Regions from separate parts of the Mus musculus genome. Here regions 2, 3, 4, 5, 6 and 7 are each linked to region 1. A link is a loop called in an ENCODE intact Hi-C map of the cell type or tissue named here. Cell type or tissue: heart. All regions are shown on one strand.

Evidence for each region. Peaks named below come from ENCODE experiments on the same cell type or tissue, not always from the same donor. Only the 100,000 strongest peaks of a DNase experiment are listed, where the experiment ranks them.
Region 2: a loop joins it to region 1, with 2.0 times the contacts of the local background. A loop is called at or near these places in 4 of 42 quality-filtered maps.
Region 3: it touches region 1 in a loop (8-fold over the local background); 5 of 42 quality-filtered maps call a loop at or near these places.
Region 4: a loop joins it to region 1, with 3 times the contacts of the local background. A loop is called at or near these places in 4 of 42 quality-filtered maps.
Region 5: a loop joins it to region 1, with 2.1 times the contacts of the local background. A loop is called at or near these places in 4 of 42 quality-filtered maps.
Region 6: a loop joins it to region 1, with 11 times the contacts of the local background. A loop is called at or near these places in 6 of 42 quality-filtered maps.
Region 7: it touches region 1 in a loop (3-fold over the local background); 6 of 42 quality-filtered maps call a loop at or near these places.

The regions. Positions count from the first base shown.
Region 1 is chr7:24,314,737-24,318,736 of GRCm38, reverse strand. It overlaps Zfp94 (zinc finger protein 94), which reads left to right and starts at 2,071. Exons shown (of 6, transcript NM_001199321.1): 1 at 2,071-2,218. It also overlaps the pseudogene Gm44513. In heart, no CTCF peak of the experiment used is centred here; a DNase peak (open chromatin) is centred at 2,076; H3K4me3 peaks cover 1,612 bases; H3K27ac peaks cover 1,371 bases.
Region 2 is chr7:24,385,049-24,389,048 of GRCm38, reverse strand. It overlaps Kcnn4 (potassium intermediate/small conductance calcium-activated channel, subfamily N, member 4), which reads right to left. Exons shown (of 9, transcript NM_008433.4): 9 at 3,837-4,000. Among named protein-coding and RNA genes, the nearest start is that of Smg9, 13 kb to the left of the region's middle. In heart, no CTCF peak of the experiment used is centred here; a DNase peak (open chromatin) is centred at 1,728; H3K27ac peaks cover 282 bases.
Region 3 is chr7:24,080,223-24,084,222 of GRCm38, reverse strand. It overlaps Zfp180 (zinc finger protein 180), which reads right to left and starts at 2,326. Exons shown (of 5, transcript NM_001045486.2): 1 at 1,985-2,326. In heart, no CTCF peak of the experiment used is centred here; DNase peaks (open chromatin) are centred at 1,982 and 2,412; H3K4me3 peaks cover 2,067 bases; H3K27ac peaks cover 1,941 bases.
Region 4 is chr7:24,205,737-24,209,736 of GRCm38, reverse strand. It overlaps Zfp111 (zinc finger protein 111), which reads left to right and starts at 1,588. Exons shown (of 4, transcript NM_019940.2): 1 at 1,588-1,708; 2 at 2,622-2,679. The coding sequence starts at 2,665. In heart, no CTCF peak of the experiment used is centred here; a DNase peak (open chromatin) is centred at 1,606; H3K4me3 peaks cover 1,367 bases; H3K27ac peaks cover 819 bases.
Region 5 is chr7:24,401,438-24,405,437 of GRCm38, reverse strand. Smg9 (smg-9 homolog, nonsense mediated mRNA decay factor (C. elegans)) reads right to left here. Exons shown (of 14, transcript NM_028047.2): 2 at 1,891-2,046. The coding sequence starts at 2,040. Among named protein-coding and RNA genes, the nearest start is that of Smg9, 3.8 kb to the right of the region's middle. In heart, a CTCF peak has its summit at 2,431 (motif pointing left); no DNase peak of the experiment used is centred here.
Region 6 is chr7:24,131,843-24,135,842 of GRCm38, reverse strand. It overlaps Zfp235 (zinc finger protein 235), which reads right to left and starts at 3,471. Exons shown (of 5, transcript NM_019941.3): 1 at 2,620-3,471; 2 at 1,356-1,694; 3 at 528-585. The coding sequence starts at 542. In heart, no CTCF peak of the experiment used is centred here; a DNase peak (open chromatin) is centred at 1,692; H3K4me3 peaks cover 1,761 bases; H3K27ac peaks cover 1,325 bases.
Region 7 is chr7:24,253,107-24,257,106 of GRCm38, reverse strand. Zfp108 (zinc finger protein 108) reads right to left here and starts at 2,313. Exons shown (of 4, transcript NM_018791.2): 1 at 2,185-2,313; 2 at 1,217-1,274. The coding sequence starts at 1,231. In heart, no CTCF peak of the experiment used is centred here; a DNase peak (open chromatin) is centred at 2,356; H3K4me3 peaks cover 1,404 bases; H3K27ac peaks cover 1,164 bases.

The DNA.
Region 1 (4,000 bases):
TGTCATTTGCTAAGGGATCACCTGGATTAGTAGTCCTTAAGAAAGCCTGGATTGACTGCAGAACTGCACATCTGTAGTGCCAGGGCCCGCTTATCTTTCAAAATATCCAAACATAGTCTCCCCGACTCCAACTAGGAGGATGAAGATTGGCGCTTTAGGTGCTGCTGTTGGGTACGTGTCTGGAAGGGATAGTTATGCCTAAAAGTCACTCCCTCAAAATTGCAATCCTGGGGCTCCCCTGAAGTGGCCACATGAAAATAACAGGTGCTGCTCTTATTGGGTTCTGCTTTAAAGCCAGGAACTGGTCCTGCCAGAAAACTCTGAGTTTCCCTGATGAGCCTGTGGGGGCACCCCGGCTGTCTTTTGCTACTACTCTGTGGGTTCTTTCTTCCAGCCTTCTCCACCCTTGCAACCCTGTAACACTAGATAAGAGAGGAAAAAGGAGAGGAAAGTGATCCCTAAATAAGGTGGGGGGGGTCAGAAAGGGGGTGATGTTATTGATAGACTACTTCCTGCTGATTAAGGGCATCACATTTCTTGGGGGCAACTTTGATCTCTGCCATTCGTCTTGCTGTTTCTTCTTTGCACAGGACCACTTAACAAACTTTGACCAACAGCAGTCAAAGACCAACAGCTAACAAACTGCCAACAACCCCACTGAACAGCCACCAAAAGCCAACCTACACCCACCCCTCTCTGAAAAGTCCCCCGAATTCTAAACATCACACACGCACAGAAACCACCTGCAGCTGGCAAAATCACGCCTCTGCTAGAGCAGGAGGCAAATCCCAGCTGCTGTGGACCGTCTGAAGCAGCCTCATATTCCTCACCTGGGGCTAAAATCAAAACATTCCTATAGTATTTCTGTTTTTCAAAGAAACCAAAACTCCAAAATTGTCACAACAATCATATCATGTAAAAACTAGTCTTTTTCCTTGCTACTATGTATACCTGTTACAGCATCTCCGCTGTGCCACACACATACGCCGAGATTTTGTTTGGATGAAAAAAACTTTTGCTAGTGGTCCTTTGGGATAATTAAAAACAAACAAACAAACAAACAAACAAACAGACAGACAGACAGACAGACAGACAGACAGGGCTGAGAGATGGTTCAGCAGTTAAGAGCACTGACTGCCAGAGGTCCTGAGTTCAATTCCCAGCAACCACATGGTGGCTCACAACCATCTGTAATGGGATCGGATGCCCTCTTCTAGTGTGTGTCTGAAGCTAGCTTTTTTTTTAATTGTACTTTATTTGTACTCACATAAATAAAAAAAGAAATAAATCTCTGAAAAATAAACAAAACAAAACAAAACAAACAAACAAACAAACAAAAAAAACCAAGCAAACCAAAACTTGTTTCTCCTGTGGATTGATCTAGATTGATGTGGAAGATAGAAGGAAGTGGGGAGAAAACTGGAGGGGCAGGGAGGAGAGTATGAATTATCAATGTACCTGTGGTTACATTGAAGAAGCAGCCTAGCAGGAGGTTAAGTGGATTGTGTGGCTGTGATGTGTAGAGAGAATTTTGGTTTCTTTGAGAAACACAGAAGTATATATTATATACTCAGGTATATAAGGACAACGGTAGGGCCAAATTACCGCCTATGAGGTAAGGACTCTTAATTTTCCAGGGTGAAAAATTTTCCACGTGGGACGTGTCAAGTTCAGAGGCAGCATGGTGTCATGGCACACACGTTAGCCCAGCATTTGAGAGTGTGCAAGACTGAGGCAGGAGGACCATCGTAAATTCAGTATGGATTGTACAGTGCGCACCAGTGTCTCGCAGATTAAATAAAAAGTTCCGCAGAGGGCTAGGGAAGTACCTGCGTGGCGCACACACACACACTCCAGAGAGGCTATATACTAGGAGAAACGAGTGTAAGATCCGCCTCTCCGCATTCACTACCGGAAATGTAGTTCAACTGTTCCACAAACACGCAGGCACCCGGGAGAGCTGACGCGGAGATTTCTGGGAAGTGTCGTCCAGGGTCTCTGCGCATTGCGCGTGCGTCTGTGAAGGCCGGCGGACGCCGAGCATTCTGGGAAGCGTAGTTCAAATTCTCGGAGCATTGCGCGTGCTTCTGTTGTGCGGGCTGATGCGAAGCATTCTGGGAAGTGTTTCCCAGGTGGTTTCTGTTAGCATCCGCTCCCCTTGTCCTCCCTTGAGTCTCCTCTCTCCCACACCTTCCTCGACTGATGCCTGGATCTGGAGGTTTGCAGGGTTGGCGGCGGGCGGCCGTAGGGGAGTCGGCTCCAGGCTGGCGAAAGGGAAGCGCAGGGCGCCCAATGAGCCTCCCTCCATCCCACAGATATCATCGCACTGATAGGGTCTCAGCGCGTGGCTCAGTCAGCCTCCTGCCTCAGCATCCGGTGTGTTGCGATGACAGGTGTGAGCCCTCACACCTTCCTTCACTGCTGTCTGGAATTGGGGTGCGAGGGCCATGTTGATAGTGTTGTTTGAGGCATTGATGTAGCTAGTGTCACCCTGCCCTGAAGGTTCTAGGACTCACACCTACACTGCAGAGAATCGGGATGGGTGGAGATTTGTCGAGAGCCTGTCATGTAGAAGGATAAACGGACACGTCTATGGCTTTCCACGATGTCAGATTTTGCTGAACGACAAGAAAGTCATAAGCTGTGTCAGTTTCGTTGGCTGCAATTTGCCAAGGAATCTCGATTTCTCCTGGTGGTTGGCCATTAATCACAGGTTCTTTTATTCCAAGCTTAACATAGCTAATGATAAATTTCAGACCACGAGTCACCTGGCACACAGTTATACACACTCGTGAGTTTATTATCACAGGATGGATCATTGGAACTGGACTTGGCTCCTGGCATGTGACCAGGCTACTGAGCAGTGTGCCTGCCACATACCGGTCCCTTGGTGAAGAAGTAACGTGATATGGTTGGTGCGCTTATGTTTTATGTTACCAGGCTGGCTTTGAACTCACAGAGATCTACCTGAGTGCTGGGACTAAAGGCTAGTCGATATCTTTTAATAGCACAATTGAGTCGCCTGGCTATGACTGTGTAAACAAGACATGGATTTCTTCTTGGCACTTTTATCCAAGATAGAGTAACTCAGATCAAGACTGTTGCCGCATAAAATTCAAAACTAGTCATAGCCTGAAAGCTGATGGTCCAAACAACACAGCTCCCTGCTCAGCATGCTCCCAAGATGGTTTGATCAGCCGGGCAGTGGTGGCACACACCTGTAATCCCAGCACTTGGGAGGCAGAGGCAGATGGATTTCTGAGTTCGAGGCCAGCCTGGTCTACAGAGTGAGTTCCAGGACAGCCAGGGCTGCACAGAGAAACCCTGTCTTGAAAAACAAAACAAAACAAAAAGCCAAAAAAACCCAAAAAACAAAAAAGGAAAAAAAAGATGGTTTGATCAAGTGTAGCCCCTTACCTCTAACCCTACCCCCATTACAGATTCAGGGGAGGAAGGAGGAAGTGGTGGTCTGTTGACCAAGCATATCTAGGTGCATCAAGCCAAGTGTATTTCCTCCTGTTAAGGCGTAGCCTTTTAAAATACAAGTCTGTTTTATTCTCGCTTTTTCTTTCTAAGACTTTTTGTATGGGTCATATATGTGTACCATTACATGCATGTGTTGATACATATATGCTTCTGAATGCTTTGTACATGAGTGCTGGGATTCAAATTCAGGTTCTCCTGCTTTTCTTTAATAATTTGTTTTCACAATGACAATTTGTGTGTGTGTACACGCGTGCATACTCACATGCAACACTGAGCATGTGCAGGATGGAGGAGACCTCTCAGGAAGAGTCAGTCCTAGAGACTGAACTCAGGCCATCACTTGGTGACAAGTACCTCTCCCTGGAGATCTATTATCACGTGGGCTCTTTACCTTTTGTTTTTATTTCCCCCTGAGATAGTTTTTCCGTGTAACCCTGGCTGTCCTAAAATTTGCTGTTAATCAGGCTGGCTTCAAACCCACAGAGATCCTCCAGCCTCTGCCTCCTGAATTCTG
Region 2 (4,000 bases), 70 kb before region 1:
TGCTGCTGTGGATGGAATCCAGGAGTTGGCACACACTAGGCAGGCACTGTACCACTGAGCTGTTTCCCCATCCCACCTCCTCATCTGATTTCTCTGAAGGCAGCATGCTCCTGGCTACCCAGATATATAAAATGTGGGTTTTTTTTTGGGGGGGGGACATTTACTGAGGGCCCTGATATGCTGGGAAATGTTGTAGAAAGCCAGCTAGACTCCAAGCATAATGGCCCTTTCTTGAGCAGAGCAGCTCTGAACACTTGCTGAAGGCCCTGGAGACTGGTCCCACTGTCTGTCGCCCCATAGAAGGAGGCTTGGAGCCACGCACTGGACCCTCACCCCAAATCCCAGCCTCCCCGTGCTGTACCTCTGGCCATCTGTACTTCTGCCCTAATGGTACAGGACCTTATGGCCTCAGGAGTACAGACTGGGGAAGGCTGGCTGAAAGGATACCCCATCTGTGGAGTTGTGAGGAAGCCATCCTTTGAGCTGGGACTAGACTCCCCCCCCAAGTGGCATGGCTGCTTTTGGGTTACCCACACCCCTACAGTAAGCCCCCATTCAGGCCCTGTAATAAACCCAGCAAACTCACGGGTTCCCCAGTTGGACCTTGGCAGGCTCATACTGTGGTTTATCATTGGCATCCTGGGATGGGGGTGAGGAGGCACTTGTTCCCATCTCCCGAGTTAAAGAGTCCAGAAGCAGAGCACAGAGAATGAACAACACTAAAATATAATCTACTAGCTGACAGAGCAACTGCTTGGCAAAGCAATGGGGTGCAGGACCACATCCCCGATCCCCATAACCCCTTGTTTCCTTATTAAGAGATAAAATCTCATTCTGTAGCACAGGCTGGCCCTCAGCTTGTGATCCTCCTCCTCCTCCTCCTCCTCCAGCCCTCTAACTTCTGGGGTTACAGGCATGTACCTCCATCTTCCCCTCTCTCTTTGCTATGGCTTCGACAGGTTTTTTTTGACTTCCAAAAATTTTTGTCTAGTGTCAGAATTTGAACCCTGGGTTTGGCACACACTAAGCAAGCACTCTTCCACTGAGCTACAACTCTGGCCTGTGCGGATTTATTAATCTGTCTGTGAGTCAGTTAGCTCATGTGACAAACTCACACCCTAACGTGTCCTCTTTCCCTCTGTTTGAGAGCCACATAAAGAGTTTAACATGGTGTTTGGCCCAATCAATATTATTATGACAGGACAGGATACCAGAGCGGGCTTCCTGGAGGAGAGGACATCTAAGTCCCTAAAGGAGGAGTAGCCAGCTGAAGGCAATCTGGAGGGGAACAGTGCTTCCAAAGGAGTCGACAAGACATGGCCTAGGCCTGAGGGCTTCTCTCAGGGGACAGACAACTTTGGAACCCCTCCAGTCTCTTTCTGGAACCACTGCTTGGCCTCCAGGTGAGCCGGCAATCAGAGGAAGGGACAGCGGAGGCAGTGGGTGGTAGACAGTCCAATTTAGCACAGGGACGAGACTGACAGAGGACTTGGAGGGAAATCCAAAGATAGCTCAGCCAGAATGACTCGAAGCCTGGGCATCCCCTTCCAAGCCAGGATGAGTCAGCCTGGGGAGCAGGAATGCAGGCCCGGGCCCCAGACCCAAGGCCACTGGTCTCTGACTCACTTGGGGCAGGGCAGGCAGGCAGACCAGCCAGGGGACAGGACGGCTGGGAAGTTGGGCTCTGCAGCCGGATGTGTGGCTTCCTGGCTAGAACCTTGGACCAGGCCTGCATGCCCTGCAAACTCAATTTCTAGATCTGTGAAATGGGGAAGTTGAGGCCTGGTGGCGGCGGCTGAGGGTTTACAAAGAGCAAGGTGGCTGGACTGACAAGAGACCTCATGAGCCAAGGCGCTTGTCACCAAGCCTTACATAGTAGAAGGAAAGAACTGACTATGGCAAGCTGCCCTCAGATCTCCATGTGTGCCCATGATGCACCTGGGTGCACGCATGCACACGTGCACGTGTACACACACACACACACACACACACATGATGTATTAAAAAAATACTTAGCCAGAGGTCATACATGACAGTAATCCCAGTACTCAGGAGGCTGAGGCACAAGGATTGAGTTCAAGGTTGGCCTGGACTACAAAGTACCAGGGTAGCCAGGGTGACATAATGAGACCCTGTCTCAAGTACAACAGCAGGGCTAGGGAGCTCCCTCAGCTGGCACAGTGCATGGGATCAAGCACGAGGCATGGGTCCCTGAACCCATGTGAGAACAGCCAGGCTGCGGGTGCCCGAGAAGGCAGGCCCAGGCTAATGCCTGCTGCTCTCTGACCATGAATCGTGTGGTGTGTTCCATTCCAGTGACACGTCTTGGCTCAAAAGAAAGAGAAAAGAAAGGTGGGGGCTGGACCTAGCGATGAGTACCTTTAACCCCAGCACTTGGGAGGCAGAGGCAGGTGGATCTAGTGCCTGGCCTGGTTTACATAATGAGTTCCAGGAAAGCCAGGGCTCCATGGTGAGACCTCAGAAACAGATTAAAAAAAAAAAAAAAAAAAAAAAAAGGTGGACTAGAGTCTGAGGATCAAGCCCAAGCTTGACCCGTGCCTCCACGTGCATAGGTACTCCAGAACATACGCAGAGACACATCAACAAAACAAAACCAAAACACTACAAAAAGAAAAGTGGGGCTCAAAAATATGGGCACACGGTAGGTGCTCTGCCATCCCAGGACCCAGCCAGCTCCACTGAGCGGTTATGACATTGCTGTGTGCCGCCCTGTGGGTGCTTGCTCATCTCTCGGTGTGTGACTTGGAGGCTAGGACCAGGGTAGGTGTGAATGACTAGGGAGAAGTCAAGAAGGACGGGGTGGCCACACACCGAGTGTGGAAATGATTAACACTGGACCAAATGATCCCTCACGCTCGGGACAATACTAACCCTGACACGACCCCCCCTCCGCCCCCTGCCCCGTGGCACTGTTTCCTTACACCATCACAGCAGTTCCATGGAGACACGACATCTCACAGGTGAAGTAAAATGTTCAGAGAAGGGCAGCCACTTTTCCAGGTCACACAGCAAGTAGAGGGCAGAATAAGGATCTTGATGCCTGTCTGCCTGAATTCAAACCCTTTGCTCTGGCTTCAGAACTATCAGGGTGTTGATTTCAACCACTCCGGTGTTAGAAAGCTGCGGGCAGGTACTTCAGGGGACTTGGCTTTTTTCTTTCTTTCTTTCTTTCTTTCTTTCTTTTTAACATGTATTTATTGGTGGGTGGCGGGTGGGACATGGCATTATACACATATCAGAGGATGATAGCTTGTGGGAGTCATGTCTCTCCTCTACCTACCCTGCTGGTCCTGGGGATCGAACTCAGGTTGTCAGGCTTGGCTGCAAGTTCCTGTACCTACTGAGCCGTTGCACCAACCCATTTTGTTATTTTTGAGTCAAGATCTCATGTGACTGAGGCTGGCCTTGAACTCCTAATCCTGCTTCTACCTTATAAGTGTTGGGAAAATAGGTGAGGCTAGCACCCCCCCCCCCAATTTAGCTGAGGCTATTCCCAAACTCAATTTCTTCCTGCCTTCTTCCACTAATTTTGTTTTTGTTTGGTTGTTTTGAGACCAGGTTTTAGTATATATCCCTAGCTGTCCTGGAGCTCACTATGTAGACTAGATTATACTGGTCTTGAACTCACAGAGATCCTCCTGCCTCCACCTCCCGAGTCCATCTGCTTCCTGAGTCCACCAGCCTCCTGAGTTGTGAGACTATACGGAGAAGCATATGCCACCAGACCCCTCTACAGTTGGGGAAACGGAGACTGGGGACAGGGCAGGTGCCTCCCGCAGCAAAATTTGAAGTGTTTGGAAAGAAATGGCAGCTGCTGTCTTCGTTTACCATTTATTACAAAGTATGAGGGTGGATTGGTGAGCAGCACCCTGTACCCTCTTCTGGCACAGTCTCTGCAATCAGGAGGAAACGGCATCTTCCCAGGTGTCCACCAGGGGGCAGCACCTCCCGTCGCTCGGACCTGGTTCCTTCAGCGAGA
Region 3 (4,000 bases), 230 kb after region 1:
CATCTGGGGTTCTTCCTTGTTTTGGTTTTGATTCCTTATCCTTTGAGTCAGGGTTTCATGTAGTCTAGGCTAGCCTCACACGCATCATCCTCCTGCCTCTACCTCCCAAGTACTGCTTTTTTTAGTCATGTGCCACCAGACCGGATTTATGAAGTGCCAGAAATGGAACCTGGGGCTTTGTGCTAGGCAAGCACTTAACCAGCTGAGTTACACCCCAGCTCTAGGCGGATTTTTATAGGACTCTGTGTCCCCTTGTGGCTCCAAGTCACAGCTGCCACAATGGTCCTGAGGCCACCAGTTCTGCATGTCTGCAGAGCTGTAGTTAAAATACACCATTACCTAAGTCTGAGCACGGAGCTCCAGAACCAGTCCTAGGTCCTCAACACTTGGCTCCCAAGGTGTCCTCAAACTTAGGCTAGAGCCAAGGGACCTGTCTTCCACCCCGCTCTCCTATAAATGCAGGCATTCTCTTGCTTCAAGGCAGAACAGGCCACAGCAAAGATCCTAGCAACACATACTCTGTAAAGATGCTTACAGCATCTGCCTTCTCCCAGCCAGTTGCCAACCAGAAGGCAGCCTTTTAAAGCATAGGTTCCTTACCTCCAAGCTGGAGTTTCTACCCAACTTGAACATCTAAGAACTCTAAGGTGTTCAGGTTTCAGGTGCCAGTTCCAGATTCTCTAATTGAATACACTGACATGCACAGGGCCTTCTGCCTAGAATCCTCTGTTAGGCCCTTGCCTAACACCCTCCATCTGGTACTTGACTGTCGAAAGGACTGATTAACTGAAAACAATACTGGGTCTCCTGGTTCAAGAACCAGGACCTCCAGGCTGCTCTAGTGTGAACCCATTTCCTCCGAATCGAAATGCTCCCTCCTAGAAGGAGAAGGGAGGCTCCTAAGACTCAGGAAGCAAACAAAACTTAAAAGATCTCAGAAGCTGAAACTTTAAAGATACACACACACACCCTTCCTTAAGATTATACATGCAACAGCGAAGGCTGAGGAGGAGGTACCCTGCCCAGATGAGCTGCTTTGGAGTCTTGTAGGCACCTCCAGAGACGCAGCTTCCCTGAGTCATCACTCCCGTGGGCTTTTCAGTGCCATAGCTGACTCATCCTGCTCCTGTAAGAAACCCTTCACTCATACTTCCGTAGGGAACAACAATAAACCCACTGGCTCACTGGGCTAAACAGCGGCCACTGCTCTGCTTGGCTGTCATGCCTGGTCTAGGAACAGAAGCCACATACATCTCCAACAAACAGGACACCCCCAGGCTTGCAAGAACAGTGTCTGCCCAGGTAGGAGAACCACGTCTTCAGAACGTAGGCTGGTGATTCCGACACCAACACTTGCTCACGAATACAGTGTGGGCTTAGATCTAGTACAGAAACAGTGGCATGGTTCCTCTCTTTGGGAAAAAGAGTCTGTGCATTGGAAGGCTCTCCACTAAATACGCAGGGGAGGAGGGGAGTTCCTGGTACTTTTGTACGTACACAGAGGAAACTGCTCAGGTCACACCCACCTCTGCACCTACCCTCAGGGTCTCTCCCTACCCTCAGAGCTGATTCTGCATATGCACCTAGGGCCACCAGAGTCAGTTATTAGGAGCTGTTGGTGACACACCCTGTCACCTTAGAGGCCCCGCCACAATGTCTCTCTGTGGCGATAATACCTCTTTTAAAACTTTTTTGTCTAAAACGCAAGGCACCTTAGTGTCCCCTCGGGCCTTTCAATTATCTGCCCTTTGCCTAGGCCCTGTTTTCCATCCTTTTGGACATCCTCGGTCCCACAGTCCCACCACACAAAACCAACCATCCGCGCATGCGCACAACTGTGCACTCTTTACAGCCTCCCGAGACCCTGAGTCCTATTCTGAGGCACAGGAACCCCAAGTCACTGACACCAACGCGTCCAGATTCCCGCCTAGACCCTGCGCATGCGCACATCGACCACTGTAAGCGTCCCACATCTAACACCAACCTGGACGTCCGTGAGCCCGTGGTGAGGACCGGGGCGGGTCTGAGCCACTCACGACTCAGCGTCAGAACGAAACTGTGCTCACCGCTTCCTGCCCCGATCCTGAAGCACACCCGGCATGACTCGAGTGGCGGGGGTCTGGCTTCCACTTCGAGTCAGCATCCGCCAGGTCGCTCCGTGTAGACTGAGCCCAGCCACAAAGCTGAGCCATAGAAGACGCCTTCACACACATACACACACACACACTCACACGCACGCACGCACACACACAAACACATACAAACACACACACACACTCACACAAATGGCTGCACTGCCGGCTAAACCCGGAAGTAGGGGGTTATCAGCTCAATGGAACTACAATTCCCAGAACTCTCAGCGGCTTACGCAGCCGCTGTCAGAACTCAGCGCCAAGGGGCGAGGCCTCGAACTCGAGTGAGGCTGCGCAGTCCATCCCAGTCCTTTCAGGGTGGTGGCCAATGGGAAAGTCCTCTTGTAAGCCAAGATTGAAGCTGGCTTTGACACTGCCAAGTCTGGAAGACTAGCGATGTCCATGTTGTACAGTTCAAAAAGTTCTAATCATGCGGGCAGAATGGCTCAGCAGATAAAGGCGCTTTGCCGCCAATCATGATGATACGAGTTGGATTCCCAGAACCCCGTAAATAAATAAATCTAATCGCCCCACCTCCAATCCCCCACACACTATATAACTCTGTCTGGCCTGGAATTTACAGATGACCACCTGCCTCTGCTTCTCAAATGCTGGGATTAAAGGTATGAACTATCACACCCATCTTTTAAAAACTGATTTTTTATTTAATAGCTGTCAGTGTTAGGTCTCAAAGAAACCCAGGACAAATGGCTAAGGTGCCTGTTAACATATCCGGGTAAATGTTGGCTAGCTCTCCCAGCATCCCACTCCCTAACCGGAACCTCTCCTTTCCCCAGCTTTTCCTTTCAACATAAACTCATACATATTGGCTACGAGGTCTCCTGGTTCCCACACTTTTGATCTCTCCATCTTTGGCTCCTCTTTTTGCTCCCTATAATTAGCATATTAAAATGCCTTTTAGACATGTAAAAAATAATTAGCTTAGGACTCCTGCTCCACCCAAGGCTACACCTGATAACCAGAACTCAGAGACATCACTCCCTCATAATAACCAGATACAGTCTTAGAACCCCACTGGACAGTAATACACGCAGAGACCTAGAGCAATGCTTTGCTCTGCACATTTGGAGAGGCACCATCTTGATCTGCCCTATGGATAGAGATTCTCCGCCCAGGATCCTGAAGATCGAATCAGAGACTTCTGTTCTGGACCTCCAACACTTTTACATTCAGCTAAGATACATCACCCAGGTGAACAGCACTGGGGAGATAGTTGGAAACATAGAGTTTGAATTTTGTGTGATGACCCTCAGCATAATAAAACATATCTTTTGATATACTAACTATATGTGTTTACCTTCTTGGTCACGAAACTCCCTCTCCTCTTTCACTCTCTCCCCCCACACTCACTCTCCACTCATGGCTCCGTTCAGTCTAGACCCTTCCATGCCTCTGACTGTTCTCGGCCTCACAGTTTAAGCATACCTCTTTTTCTTTTTTCATTTATCTGATGCCCATAACCCGGGATTGACATAAGTGAGTTCCCTCTGAGGGACTCGGCAGCTCTGAACCAAGCTGTGGATCTGGCTCTCTAAGGTATGTATGTATCATTTATTTCTGCTGGCTCCTACCATTCACCAAACTTGACTCCAAATTCTAGAGTCTGCCTCTTCAATTGCTTTCTAGCCATGTGTCCCTCCTTGTCTACTCCACAAGTGTCTCTCTGGCTCCTGCAGCCTGGTAAGCCCTCCAGTGACCTCGTGGCATTTGCCATAAGGCATAAAGACATTTGCCCCCCCCCCCCACGTTGAAGTCACCCCCTTTCCAAGTCCATCTTCAGCTGCTCTCTCCTTTCCATCTCTACAGGACAAGTGCCACCTCAGAGTTGCCTTCTTTGTCTACTAGTA
Region 4 (4,000 bases), 110 kb after region 1:
TGGGCTCTGAAGTGGATTTTCAGTGAAACGGAGACAAAATAATAATCTTCTTATAATTTGTAGTAGTTTATTTTTATTAATTTACTAACTAATTAACTAATTGTGTGTGTGTGTGTGTGCATCAGTGTGCTACAGCAACTTTGGTGGAGGTCAAAGGAAATTTACAGGGGTCAGTTCCCTCTTTCCACTATGTGTATTTCAAGGACTGAACTCAGGTCCTTGAACTTGGTTGGGCAAATGCCTTTATCTGCCAAGCAGTTTTGCTGGCCATAGGCATTATGTTGTACCTATAACCCTATGGGGACTAGGGAGTGGGGTGTGGTGGTTTGGATAAGAGTAGCCTCTGCCCAAAGTTCAAATATTTGAATGGTTCTTCATAGCCTGGTGTCATGCTTCCTACTGTGATGATAATGCACTAAACAAGCCCCCAAATAAAAGCTCTCTATCTTAAGAGTTGCCTCTCTATATCTTGGTCATGGTGCTTCTTCACAGCAACTTAACAGTGACAAAAATAGTCTGTATTCTACTACCAGGTCATTTTCCCAGCCCCTCTCTAGAAGATTCTAGGCGGGTGTCCCCTCACATCTCACGGGATTCTGTGAAGGGATTCGGACTTTGCTGCTCAGTCAAGCGCCTATAGCTTCACAACTGAAGTTCTAGCTTTTATAATGCAGTATAATATGGATGTTGGTATTCTGTCTGAACTCCACCCCCACAGTTACCTGGCAACAGCCAGGTAGGCCTGGCCCGCTAGAAAAGGGGCTGCTTGCCCCCTCATCCCTCTCTTACTCGCTCTTACTCTCCTACTCTTGCCTCTCTCTCTTGCCTCTTGCCCTCTTGCCCCCCCTCCCTCCCCATTTCCTTCCCTCTGCTCTCTCCGCGTGATCATGGCCAGCCTCTACTTCTCTACTCTCTCCTTCTCTCTGCCTTTCTCTGCCTCTACTACTCTCTTAACTCCCCTCCCCATGCCCTAAATAAACTCTATTCTATGCTATATCGTCATGTCACTGGTCCCTCTGAGGAAAGGGATGCCTTGGCTTGGGCTCGCTGAGGGACCCCCTCCCCCACACCTCACCACACCCCATAGAACACATTTTTTTTTACCTCTATATCTTATTATAATCACAACAGTGGGGCTTCAATGTTTTAAAAAGTATCCACAGCAGGACTTGGTGTCCCATGCCCTTAATACCAGTACTTGGGAGGCAGAGGCAGGGAGGTTTATGAATTCGATGCCACCCTGGATTACAGAGGCAGTTCCAGGACAGCCAGGGCTACACAGAGAATCTCTACCTGGGGTGGGGGTGAGGGGAGAAAAAAAGCGACCACCACCAACAACTTACTACAATTGTCTTTCATGCCATTTTACAAATGAATAACAAACAAACAAAAACAAAAACCAAAAACTCCCAAATCCCGAAAAGCAACTCAGGAGAACAAGTTTCCAAAAAAGCTATATCCAAGGACCTAACTACCTAACAGCTGTTAAAACAGCTAGGCGGTTAACCAAACTTTAGCATTCTGGGAAATGTAGTCCCAAAAGAGCACCAGAGCTAGGTGCTTCCACTGAGGCATTCTGGGAATGGTAATTCCCGCTCCAGAGGCTGCCAAAGTCGCTTCCACTTCCGCAAACCAAGGCGGCCTGGTGGTACTTCTGGTGAAGTGAGATCCTGAAGCTTTTCTGTGGCCCTGTACGCCCTTGCTCCTGGTATGCCTCCTCGGGGACCGAGTCCGCTGCTGGGGAGAAGTGAGAGGCGGAGGGATGGGGTGGGGGGGGGGCACTCCTCTTTCTTGGGCCCTTCCTGAAGTGGCGCTGCTCAGGATTATTGGACCCATCTCAGCTGCTTGTGGAGCCCCAGGGAGAGTCTAGCTTTCCACTGGAGTCTATCAGAGGAACGGTGATGGCAGATAGCAGTGCCCTAAAGCCTTAAGTAGTATGCAACTCTGGTTGTGATGTGGTGATGCGATGCGATGCGATGCGATGCGATGCGATGCGATGCGATATAATATGACTTACTTACTTTGAGAGGTAGGCGTGCCACAGCTTGTATACTGACAAGATCAGAAAGCAACTTTTGGAAGTTCAGTCACTTCTTCCACTGTGTGGGGTCCAGAGACTCAGGGGATCAGTTTCAGCGACAGTGGCCTTTATCTGCTGAGCTTTAGGTTTTTATAGGTCGTTATCTTTATGCACGTGGGAAAAGAGACTTTGTGGAGGCTCTTGCAAATGAGCAATGATTACTAGTAATTAAGCCTTTTACAGCAAGACAGAGGGATAATTTCACTCCCATGTATGCAAACAGTAACATGTAAGATAGCTGTCACAATTGACAGACCCTTCTGAGAGTGGTGGTCAGTCAAGACACAGCATGCATCTTAAACATTTGGTTTTTTTGGAAAACCCATCACCACAGCAGCCTTGTGAAGGTAAGAGTGCCCAGCACCCCTGAGCTTCCAGAAATAGAGAATGTGGTGAGTGAGTCTGGTAACCCGGAGGCTTAGTAGGAAGTAGGCAGAAAAGCCTGGTCAGCGCGCACAGCCCTTGGGGCTGATGGAGAAGCTGAGGAAGCCATGTGGACCAACTGTCCTAGCAGTGTTCTCACGAAGCCCCTCTTCCCCAGCTTGCTTCCCAGAGCCCTGCCTTGTCTCAAAGAGAAGAGAACAATGACCAAGTTACAGGTAAGTCGGGTTGCTTCCCCCATTCCCCGCAGTGCTAGGGATTGGAAACAGGACCCCTGCATGCTGGGCAAGTGCTCTACACAGAGCCTCTCTGAACTGCATGAAGGAAGAGGGGAAGTTGCTGAGAAGGAAGGTCTGGAAGGAGGAGGGATAAGAGGACGGTGGGACATGTGCTCAAAGTGCACTGCACACGAGAAAGTGTACAAGGATAAGTAAAATAAGTTGAACTAGAGAAAGTGGGTTGGAGAGATGGCTCAGTAGTTAAGGGCAGTTTGGTTCCCAGCAGCCACATCTGATAGTTTACAACTGCCTGTAACTCCAACTCCAGGGTGTCCAGTGCCCTTTCCTAACTTCCCAGGGACCTGCACACATATATACACACAGACACACATACATTTAAAAAACTGTTAAGTTCACTTATATTTTAAAGGTGACATCATTTTCCAAAGTTTGCCTAATTTTATTCTGCAAATAAATACAAGTCTTCCCTATTCATGTGATTTATGAATTTTTTCACTTTAAAATTTTGCATCATGATGATGATGAAATAAAGGAATTGTAACCATGCTAAGGTCATCTTTTGGAAGTTGGGCTTTCTTCTTCCACCTTGCTGAAACAGAGTCTCCTGTTTCTGGGACTCTGTGGAGACAGGTCCTGGTGCTCATTGGCAGCCATCCTACCTTTTTTTTGGCAAGTTCTAAGCCACAGAAAGACCCTGACTCTAAAACAACAGCAACAAAAAAGGTGGATAGTACCTGAGGAAGAGCACCAGAGATTGTCCTCCAACCTCTACATGCTGTGCATAAATATACGTGCATGCGTGCAGACATGTGGGCACACACGCACAGACTTCTGCTCGCCCTCACTTCCTGCACGGGGTGTCCTGAGGATTCATTTCCTGAGCAACCAGGGAGAGTGTACGGCTGCCATGGTGATGAAGAAAGGACAAACACACAGACACGTGTACAGACAAGCTGGGATCGAATGAGCTGTGTGCTATGATGGAGACACACCAGCAGCCCTGAAACTCAGCGCATATATTAGACACCGCTGAGCACCCAGGAGCCATGATTCAGGAAACTGCAGCATGAATACAAATGCACGGGTATTTTACATGGAGTTCAGCCAAGCTCCCCAGCTACACAGTACCCTCAGCTCCAGGGACTAGACGCTTGTTTTGCTAGCAACAGTGGTGATTTTCACACGTAATTTGTAGTCACCAGGTATCCCTGATTCTCTGTATTCTGGCCTAAACTGGGCACTTAAAAATTTGGGGGTACTTTGGTAACTGATTAAAAATGGCAGTTTTCTGAACTTTCCT
Region 5 (4,000 bases), 87 kb before region 1:
GAAAGTCAGTTATGTCAAATGATGTTTTGCTGGGGGACACAAAGGATGTGTGAAAGGATGTCTTGCTAAAGCAGACATGGGAAAGAATGTTTTCCTGAAGCAGACCCAGGTGAAAGGACATTTTGATACAGCAAAGATGTGAAAGGACTCACGATGGAGGAGTGTAGCTATGACCCTATAGACTGTGGGACGAGCACTGAGCATTGGTTCTGCCTCGCTATTCTTCGCTAAGGCACGATTGTATTGATTTGCTTTATATTGCGTTGTTGACCTCCACTTGTGGTAACGCCTCCACCACTGAGAGAAACGCAGGCTCGTGAGGTTCCTGCGGCAGCTTGCTGCTTCTGTAGTCTCCCCTCAGGCTGATTGGCCAACCTTGCAGTTTCCTCAGGATTGAACTACAGCTGCTGGTTTGTGCTTGGTGTCTGCCTGCCGGGAGGACTTTGGTGTCTGCAGCTGCTGAGCTGTATTTGGTGTTTGCTATGGGACTGAACTGATGACAAAGAAGATTGAGCTCGCCCCCAAAGAACTATTGCTGAGCAGGTCCACTTCCCCCATAGCCTAATAACTTTTCTCTTCCACTGCCTCTGCTGGGTGGTGGACAAGAGGAGAGGTTGGACACTTATTAAAAGTAGGTTGTAAAGGAAAAGTACCTACATACCCAGATGCTGGTACCACGCCCATGAGGCTGAGAAACCCATATAGAACCCGGCTACCTGACTCCAGTCTGACATCCTCACCACTCCCAACAGCCTCCTCTGCTGGACCAGCCCCATGGGAAGGAGTGAGGGCTTGGAGCTTTGCAGATGGGGTGGGGACACATCCCAGCAGCAGAGCAGTAATCTAAGTAACTGGTAACCTACTCCTATCTGTTCAAGTGTGGGGGTGGGGCAGGAGTCCCACCCTCATAGGACTAGTATACAGCCTATGTATTACCCAGTAGGACAGCTGACACGTGGCAGATGCCTGCTCTGTGGGAGCCACTGGGATCCTTGCTACCCTGATTGCCAAGCCTTGGCCCGGCCCTGCTCTCATGGGCTAACGGACTTTCCTAGACAGACCCCTAGTCAGAGGGGCAAGGCCTAAGCTTCAGGCCTGCTTATGCCTGAGGTTACTCTGGACCCTCAGCGGACCTGTATCTCCTGAAACCCCGCTCACTCCATTGGTTCATAGGCTCGGTACAACCCCAGGATGAACAAAGTGCTTTGGCAAGGACAGCTCTGAGGGAAGACCTGCAGGATGGAGGCTGAGGGTGGGGGTGACAGCTGAGCTCATGAGGCGGGGCATCTAAGTAATGGATGGATGAGAGAGAGAGAGAGAGAGAGAGACAGACAGACAGAGAGACAGAGAGAGAGAGAGAGAGAGAGAGAGAGAGAGAGAGAGAGAGAGAGAGAGAGAGAGAGAAAAGATCTGCAGGAAGAGGCTAAGGTCAGATCTAAGGCAGGGTGTACAAAACTTGGAGAGGAGCCCCGTCTGAGACCAAGGTAAGATTCAGAGCAGCTTCTTCAGGGATTACAGCTGACAAGATGCAGGAAGACCAGGGCATTTCCCCAAGGGCTATGTGTGACACAGTCCACGCAAGGGTCTGGGAAGCTCCCCGAGACACAGCATCCAGAGAGGCAGGGGAACATAATGCTAGGTGCTGTTGGTGGTGACATGCGACTCCTTAAAATGGGAGCTGAGGTCAGTTCTGGTTCAAGCCTCCAATGCAGTTCCTCTTCGTCAAAGCCCAAGCCCTGTGAGGGCCTTGTGGGATCTGAGCCCACCTCCCCTTTATTCTCCCTCCTGCCGCCCGAGGGCAGCTTTGGACACAGACATGTCCACTGCCCCTGGATGGAACCTTGTTGAGCTGGTGGGAGGGGCTCCACTAAACTGGAATCCTGCACTCACCCGTCTCTCTCTTTCCCAGGGGGCAATGTAGTCTCTCTCCCGACCACCAGGTCCAGAAAGGTTCTGGGGGCCACTGGAGCCTGGCTCCTTCCACCGCCGCCGCCGCTCTATCCCGTAGAGCCCAGGCTGACTGTGCCCAGACTCCGACATGGTCACCTGGAAGGAACAAGGAGGTTTTGGTGCAAAGGGAAGGTTTCTCCATGGGCTCACCTGACTGCATGAGGTTCTTCATAAAAGGAGGCCGCTCAGTGGGTAAAGGTGCTTGCCACCAAGACTGCCCTAAGATCAATCCTCAGGACCCACATGGTAGGAGAGAGGCACCGATTCCACACGCAAAGTAACCAGTGCTTCCGGCCTCCGCAGACACCTGCACTCATTACACCCACCCACCCACTCTTAACAACAAACCCAAAACCCACAAACAAACCAGAGGCTGGAGAGAGTGCACATGACTCTTGTAGAAGGCCCAAGTCCTACTTCCAGCATCCACACAGGATGCTCACCAGCATCTCTGGCTCTAGGGAACCACTGCCCCCTTCTGGCTTCCTTGGGTACTGCATGCATGCGCATGTAATCGCACACATATACACACAGAGAACAAACAGCCGCAACTGGAGCTGTGTGGCTGTGGCGGCAGCCGGCTGCCAGTGGCCTCCTGTTTATGCTGACTTCTTCCATTCTGGTGAGGTTAACACACAGCACCCAGAACACACTTCTCAAGCTGTTTTTGCAATTAGGTGTGCCAAATGGTGTGGCAACAGAAGGGTGGCTTGGAAGCATTCAGAAACTTCCCTTTACAGAAACAGGTACATGTCTTTTGCCTCTTCCGCCTCTTGGCTAAAAGGCAGCTACCCCGACTTTCAAGGCAACTTAGTGGAAATCATGGTAAAACAAGACACAGGGTGTTGGTAGTCCCCAGATAACCTTACACTGCCTACCTCTGAAGCCAGTGAGAAACAAATCTATGTCTCTCTTTTGGGACCAAAGCTATTTGCAACTATTGAAGTGGTCCAACAGGAGTATAACTTACAGGAGCACAGTCACATAGAAACGAGACAGTCTCCTTCCCATAGGCAACAAGTCCCCCTGTTGAAGGACTCTCGATCACCCATTCATGTGTGGTGACAATGTTGGGGCTCACTCCCACGGGCCCTTTTATCTACCTGGTTCCACTAGGTTCCTGTAGACCTACTTTCAGAACATGTGGACCAACATGTTCTGGACTGTTGGACTATGCAACCCACTCTCCACCTCTGGTGTTATTGGTTTCCAGGCCCCCGGGGAAAGTGTCTTGGGGTCTTTACAAGAGAATGTGCTCTAGGGACACCCCTGAGTGCTCAGCTGCCCACAGGACACTACGGGGCTGCCTGCTCTGGCTCCAGAGGTTAGGTTGGCAAACTGTGGCCTGCAGAGCAGATCTGCAATCTTCCTGTTTCCAAACACAGGGGCTCATTGAAATCTGGCCTCACAGTGACAGAGTGGCTATGGCTGGCTTCTGTGAGCAGCAGCAGTAGAGGTGGAGACAGTGTGACCCCCTAGGACCTACAAACCCAGCGTCTGGCAGTCACACTGGGTTCCCTCAAACCCTTCCCCACGTCACCCCAGGCCTCAATGACATCAACCGGCCCCCGTGACACACTCTGGAACTGACAGACGAGGCACTTTTGCTGGCCGTGTGGGGGCTTGTCTAGCCCCTCTCAGGCCCGAGTGACCTCTCCACAGCCACAAACTCGACTGACCAAGGAGGGCAAGGACCTGCTAACAGATGCTTGCTGGAATGAGTCAGGTCATAAATGACTGTTTACCGTCTAAGGCCCTCTCCCCACAGACTGGGACTCCTTCCTCCCCACAATTAACTGTCTGCTCCCCTATTATCCTGACGACCTCCCCAGTGCTTCAGAGTCTAATCCCCTGCCCCCATGGAGATCCTGTCCTCACAGTGAAGTGACGTTCACTGGGACCACCCACCCTCCTTTCAGGCAAGTGAAGTGTCCCTCTGCACACTGCTCTGGAATCACTAGTTGACTCTACTCATCAGGTCTTGTGGGGAACGATCCAGAACCTGAGACACCATCTGCCTGCAAGCTGGGACCTGCAATGCTGTTTCTAG
Region 6 (4,000 bases), 180 kb after region 1:
CCCACATGAGTATGGAGACCTCATACTGAATTGTACAATAAAATTAGGCAAATAGTGGAAAATGTCATTTTTTTAAATGTAAATGAACTAAAGGGATTTTAAAATGTATGTGTACACCATCTGTTTGTGTGTAGATGTGTGTGTGTGCAGGTGCCCTGGGAGGCTAGAAGAGAGCGTTGAACATCCTCTAATTACATATAATTGGAGTTACAGGCAGTTGTAAGCTATCAGGTGTGAGTGCTGGGAACCAAACTGAGCTAGTGCTCTTAACTACTGAGCCATCACTCCAGCCCACTTTTTCAAATTCTTTTTACTCATCCTTGTACACTTTCCCAAGTGCAGTGCACTTTGAGCACATGTCCCACTGTCCTCTCTTATCCCTCCTCCTTCCAGACCTTTCTTCTCAGCAACTTCCCCTCTTCCTTCATGCAGTTCAGAGAGGCTCTGTGTAGAGCACTTGCCCAGCATGCAGGGATCATGTTTCCAATCCCTAGCACTGTGGGGATGGGGGAAGCAACCCAACTTACCTGTAACTTGGTCATTGTTCTCTTCTCTTTGAGACAAGGCAGGGCTCTGGGAAGCAAGCTGGGGAAGAGGGGCTTCGTGAGAACACTGCTAGGACAGTTGGTCCACATGGCTTCCTCAGCTTCTCCATCAGCCCCAAGGGCTGTGCAGGTTGACCAGGCTTTTCTACCTGCTTCCTGCTAATCAGTAGTGTAAGGCTCCAGGTTACCAGGTCATGCGTGCCTCACTTCACTCACAGCAAAGGGTTAGACAAGCCCACAATTCTCTATTTCTGGCAGCTTCAGGGATGCCGTGTACTCGCACCTTCACAATGCTGCCTGTAGTGATGGGCTTTCCATAAAAACAAATGTTTAAGAAGTCTCGAGCTCTCTGATGAACGCTGTGTCATAACTGACCACCACTATCTAAGGGTCTGTTAATGTGACAGCTATCTTACATATAACTATTTCCTTACACAGTAGTGAAATCCCCACCCCCATATTCTCTCCTTCTAAAAATTTTAAATTCTAGTAAACGTTGCTCATCTGCAAGAGCCCCCACCAAGTTTCTTTTCCCACATACATGAAGATAATCACCAATAAAAAGCTAAACCCTCTCTAAGGAAAGGGGAGTTTGGCCTTGCGATATGGCTCAAAGGGTATGAGCGACTGCTGCTGAGGCTGACCACCTGAGTTCAAGACTCTGAAGCCCACGTGGTGGAAGGAGTGACCCTACTCCCACAGGTAGTTTTCTGACCTATTCCTTTTATCAGCTATGGAACGTCCCACTCTTTAAGTAAATAAACAATGAAATATATGCAAAAAGAGCACATCAAAACCAGAGTTGCATACCACTTAAGGCTTTAGGACACTGCTATCTGCCATCACCGTTCCTCTGACAGACTCCCGTGGGAAGCTAGACTCTCTCCAGGGCTCCACAAGCAGCTGAGACGGGTCCAGGAATCCTGGGCAGCGCCGTCTCAAGCAGAGCCCAGCTAGAGAGGACCGGCCGACGCCAGCGGTGCCCCTCTTCTCCCCGGAGATGCAGACTCGGTCCCCGAGAAGACACACCGAAACACCAGCACACAGAAGGGTCGCGGAACGCTGCAGGATGTCACCTCATCAGAAGTACTGCCAGGGAGCCTGGCCTTGCGGCAGCGGAAGTCACCTCAGCCGTCACTGGCGCTGGAACTACAATTCCCAGAATGCGTCAGCGGAAGCGCCTAGCTCTGTGCTTTTTCCGGGACTACATTCCCCAGACTACTAAAGCCTCCATATGTTCCAAGCTCTTTTAACTGGCATGTGAGCCTTAGAAATCGCTTTTTGGGAGCTCGCTCACCGGGGGTGCTTTTCGGTTTCTTTATTTTTGAAATGCCATGTAAGACATCTATGGATACTTTTTTATTTCTGTTCTGTTTTGTTTTGTTTTGTTTTTTCCCCGAGGCAGTTTCTCTGCGTAGCCCTGGATCTCCTGGAATTCTGTTTGTAGATCAGGCTGGCCTCAAACTGAGAGATCCCTTTGTCTCTCGCTCCCGGGTGCTGGGATAAGAGGTAAGCACCACCATGCCCAGCTGTGGGTCCTTTTTAAGAACACTGAAGTCTCATTTTATATTATATTATAAAAGCTAAAACTTCAACTGCTCAGCTATAGGAGCCTGATTCAGCAGCAGAGGCAGAGTCCCTGAATAGAATCCTCCAGTCACAGGCTGTGGGAGTGATGGTAGAGCACAGGGTGTCTGGGTCACTATTCTACTGCTATGAAGAGACACCATGATCAAAGCTTGTTTCAGAGGCTTAGTCCATTAACATGGCAGAAAGCATGGCTCCCTGCTATTTCCAATCATTCAAATACATAGATGTATGGGGGCCACTGTTAGTCAAACCATCACACTCTGCTACCTGTCTCGATAAGCCTTTGCCCATATCATAATGCCAAATGCGTTCAGCCCAACTTCAAAAGTCCCCACCATCTATTGCAATCCCAATATTTTTTAAAAATCTAAATGTCAAACTTTTATGATACTCATGACAATCTCTTCATTGTAATTCCCTGTAAAATCAAAATCAAAAAGCAGACCACATAATCCAATGTGTTATGGCATAAAATATACTTTACCATTTCTTAATGGGAAGGCAGTATAGTGAGGAAACACTGGACCATAGCAAGACTAAAAACCAAAGGTGGAGGCCAAACTCTGCATCTCCATGCTGATGTCAAAGCACTCTTCAGATGCTTTACTCTTTCGGCTATGTTGGCTGTAACACACTTGTCTCTCTCAGGCTGGTTTCACCTCAGTCTGCAGCTCTCTGCAGCTGGGATCCCATAGTTCTGGCATCTTCAACATCTTGTGGTCTCCGACATAATCCAGGTTCACAGCTTCACTCAATGCCCTCTCTTGGCCACTATGCAGGAACTCTCCTATACTACAACTGCCTTCAGGGCATTTCCTTCATTACTAAGGGAGGCTCAAGAACCCTTTTCTTGTATCCTTGACTCTAAAGCCAGAACCAAGTGTTTCTTGTATCCTTGACTCTAAAGCCAGAACCAAGTGGCCAAAGCTGGCATGTTCTGCTGCTCGATGGTCTGGACCTTGGCCCCATCCGATTCTATGTCCACTATCTTTCTGGAACTGATGGCCTTCCTCGTGCTGAAGCTGGAACTGATGGCCTCCCTCATGCTGAAGCTGTACTGATGGCCTCCCTCATGCTGAAGCTGGAACTGATGGCCTCCCTCATGCTGAAGCTGGAACTGATGGCCTCCCTCATGCTGAAGCTTTTCCTCTTCCTTCTCACAGGCTGGAGGCTTCGCTGGGTGGGGTGTTGCCCTGAGGTCAGCACTCCCTTTATAGCATTCAGAATCAGGCTTTTCCTTAAGCCTTCACGGTGCTTCTTTTCTCCTCACACTCCACACTGCATAGTTCTTTCTGTCTGGCTTGCTCCTCCTCATGCTGGATCTCCATGAGAGCGACTGCTAATAACCACAAGACACAGTCAACACAAGGCTGTCTGGAAATCTCCCCTGCTTATGCCAGTAATACAAAACTCATCAACTTAGCTTCAGGCAGATTTTTAGGATGAGGACAAAAATCACCCACTTTTTTTCCTCAGTATATGACTAGAATGGTTTAGGCCATGTACTGTTTGCCTCTGAAACTTCTTGAGCTGCCCCCCACCCCCAGCTCAAATTGCCCTTGTCTTGCATTCTCCTCCTAGGATGACCCACTAAGCTCTACTAATCAAAAAGCACTTAATAATTTTGTAGTGGAAAGTCCTAAAGTCTTCCATATTCCTTCAACAAACAGCATGGTCAGGCTTGTCACAGCAATACTCCAGTCCCTGGTACCAACTCCTGTCTTGGTCACTGTTCTATTGCTTTGAAGAGATACCACAAGTCCAAGCAACTCTTACCAAAGGAAGCATTTAACTGGGGGCTGGCTTACACTTTCAGAGGTTTAGTCCTTTATCAGAGCAGGAACATGGCAGCAGGCAGGCATGAT
Region 7 (4,000 bases), 62 kb after region 1:
TAATCACTTGCTAAAGTACCCAAGATTTTTAAAGTGTCCAGTTTAGGCCAGAATACAGAGAATCAGGGATACTTACTGCCTACAAATTAACAGAGAATATAGCCACTATTGTTGAAAAACAAGCATTTACTCCCTGGAACTGATGGCCCTGGGGAGCTGGGGAGCTGGGTACCACCATGGGAAGCACTCCCTTTTGCATTAGTGTTTCAGGTTCCTGAATCATGCCCCTGGGTGCTCAGCGTTGTATAATACATGCACTGTCTTTCTAGGCTGCTGGGGAGTCTCTATCAGAGCACACGGCTCATTCGATCCCAGCTTGTCTGTACACGTGTCTGTGAGTCTGTCCTTCCTTCATTCCTTCATCATCTGAATTGGATCAACCACAGAAGCCGTGCAGTTGGTGGCAGCCAGACGCTCCCTGGTTGTTCAGGAAATGAATGCACAGGACGCCCCGTGCAGGAAATATGAATGAACACTTTTCTGTGTGCATGTATGTGTGCACGCATGAATAGGCTACAATCCAACTTCTGGTGTCCTTCCTCAGGTGCTGTCTAGGGTAGTTTGTTTGTTTTTAGGACAGGGTCCTCCAGTGTCCTAGAACTTGCCAATTAGGCTAGGATGGCTGCCACTGAGCACCAGGACAGAGCAGCCTGTCCCAGAGTCCCCAAACCAAGAGATGCTACTTCAACAAGATTGAAGAAGAGAGACTCCTGAAAGCTGTCCTCTGAAGTCTACATCATGTCTTGACATGCTCACAAAGCACAAACCCAATACTAATGAAAAATTATTAAATGAAAAAAATCATAAACACGAGTATGAAGAACTCATACTTAATTGTAAAATAAAATTAGGCCAGAAGAGGGCGTTGGACATCCTCTAATTACATATAATTGGAGTTACGGGCAGTTGTAAGCTATCAGGTGTGAGTGCTGGGAACCAAACTGAGCCAGTGCTCTTAACTACTGAGCCATCTCTGCAGCCCACTTTTTCAAATTCTTTTTACTCATCCTTGTACACTTTCCCATGTGCAGTGCACTTTGAGCACATGTCCCACTGTCCTCTCTTATCCCTCCTCCTTCCAGACCTTTCTTCTCAGCAACTTCCCCTCTTCCTTCATGCAGTTCAGAGAGGCTCTGTGTAGAGCACTTGCCCGCCATGCAGGAGTCCTGTTTTCAATCCCTACCACTGTGGGGATGGGGGAAGCAACCCGACTTACCTGTAACTTGGTCATTGTTCTCTTCTCTTTGAGACAAGGCAGGGCTCTGGGAAGCAAGCTGGGGAAGAGAGGCTTCGTGAGAACACTGCTAGGACAGTTGGTCCACGTGGCTTCCTCAGCTTCTCCATCAGCCCCAAGGGCTGTGCGCGCTGACCAGGCTTTTCTGCCTACTTCCTACTAAGCCTCCGGGTTACCAGACTCACTCACCACATTCTCTATTTCTGGAAGCTTCAGGGGTGCTGGGCACTCTTACCTTCACAAGGCTGCCTGTGGTGATGGGTTTCCCAGAAAACACAAATGTTTAAGCAGCCCCAGAAGTCTGATGCATGCTGTGTCATGACTGACCACCAGCCTCAGAAGGGTCTGTCAATTGTGACAGCTATCTTACATGTTATTGTTTCCATACATGGGAGTGAAGTTAAACCTCTCTGTATCCTGCTCTAAAAGGCTTCATAATTAGCAAACATTATTGACCTGCCAGAGCCTCCAGAGTCTCTTTTTCCACATGCACGAAGATAATGACCAATAGAAATCTAAGCCCTGCAAGATGGCTTAGTGGGTAGAAGTGACTTCAGCTGAGCCTGATGGGGCGAGTTCGAGTCCCTGAACACCACACGGTGCAAGGAAAGACCTGACTCTCACAAGTTGTCTTCTGACCTCCATACATAAGCTGTGACACAACCCTCCCCTCTTAAATAAATAAATGCAAAACCAAACCAAATCAAAACAAAAACACATAAAAGTAAGAGTTGCCACTTAAGGCTTTATGACACTGGCCATCTGTCACCACAGCTTCTCTGCCAGGCTCCAGTGGGAAGCTAGACTCTCCCGGGGTTCCACCAGCAGCTGAGATGGGTCCAGGAATCAGGGCAGGAGGCCTCAGGCAGAACCCAGTTAAAAAGGACGGGTCGCTGCCACAGCTGCCCCGCTTTTCCCCGGAATGCAAACTCGTCTCTGAGAGGACACACCGGAATGCAAACTCGTCTCTGAGAGGACACACCGGAATGCAAACTCGTCCCTGAGAGGACACACCGGGGCACAGCGCACAGAAGGCCTGCGGGATGCTCCAAGCTCTCACCTCACTGGAAGGAAGCACTGCCAGGCAGCCTAGCCTTCTGGAGCTGAAGCAAACTTAGCTGCTAATGGCTCCAGAACTACAATTCCCAGAATGCCTCGGCGGAAGTTCATCGGTCTGGAGCTTTTTCTGGGACTACATTTCCCAGAACGAGAAGGTTCCAAGCTATTTTAACTAGAGTGAGGTCGGTGGAAATTGCTTTTTGGGAAATGTAAAAGTACCACTCTCGCTTAGAAAGGAAGTTGTGGGTCCAGACAAAATCAACAGTCTTTAGTCATATTTGGCCTTGTTTCGTTGAGAAATTTAAAATTGACCTTTATAGTGACTACCAGCTAAGTCCCATGGTTTAGAAATCTCAAAGGGTAGGTCTCTGTCTTGGCTGTAGGAAGGTGCAGTAACAGGACCAGAGGGCATAACTATCCTGGCTCCAGTTTTCAACCCTTTAGCCAGGGGGCTTATGGGGAACAGGGTCTCAAGTTTTGCCAACTTCTGGATAGAAAATTCTGTTCCTGAGTCAGATTAGCATAGGTAAGCTCTGGATGCCCTAGTGAGTTCGGTTAACATTCTGTCTAAGCTCCACCATACAGTTACCTGGCAACACCTAGGTATGCTCCTCCCCACAATTATCTGGCAACAGCCTGGTAGGCGGATCCACTATAAAAGTGGTTGCTTGCCCTCTCCTCTTTCTTTTGTCCTCTTGTTCTTTTGCTCTTCCCGTCTTGCTCCTGCTCTGTCCCCTCATACCTTCCCCCCTCTTTCTCCACGTGCTCATGGCCAGCCTCTACTCTTCTCCTCTACTTCTCTCTCCCATTCTCTGCCCTACTACCCTCTAAACTCCCCTCCCCAAGCCCTGAATAAACTCTATTCTATACTATACCATCGTGTGGCTGGTTCCACAGTGGGAAGGGATGTCTTGGCATGGGCCTGTTGAGGCACCCGCTTCCCCCATACCTCACCACACCCCTATAGAACGTATCCACCCCACCCCACCCCCATTTATCATTTTATAAACATATCAAGTTCTACTTCCCAGTCTGCATAAGGAGGGAAGAGGGTCCTAGGATTTGAGTATAATGGGGTGGTGGGTCTTACAGTTTGGTTTGCAGGTAAGTTCTATTTTAATGTAGGGGTCCCTGTCTGTCTTCCATCCTATCCCCTAATTTTCACATTCTCAGTGGTGGCAATAGAAAGTCCCTGGAAGGTTGCAAGTGGAACTTAAATCAGCAGGGCAGGTGCTACATCTACTCCAGTAGTGACACGTGCAACTGGCCCCAAAAACCTGGGCACTGTCCTGAGGCAAAAAGTCTCCTGGAACTGTGGCATCCTGAATAACGAATGCTCCAATGTCCATGCTTTAGTTGGTAAACAGATCTGTGTGCTTTCCCTTAATATTACTTTATTATAAGTGCTTCTAAGGATTCATTTTTGATATTTAGCTAAGTTAGATTCCTCATCAATCCTAGGCAGTCCTTGAGCCGACCAAGGGCTTTGAATTCAGTAAGAATGTTGCCTATTCAGTGACATTCAGAATTGCCTCTAGTATTGTAAGAGAGATAGTGAAAGAAATCAGGCATTATTATCTACTACATAGAGTTAGAAATCTCAGGGCAAACTACTCCCATATGCAGGAATTTACCATTATTTAGGAAGAAGGAAGGTTGTGGTCTAAGGAGGAACCAGAGTAGATACTTAGAACTATAGATAGCTGA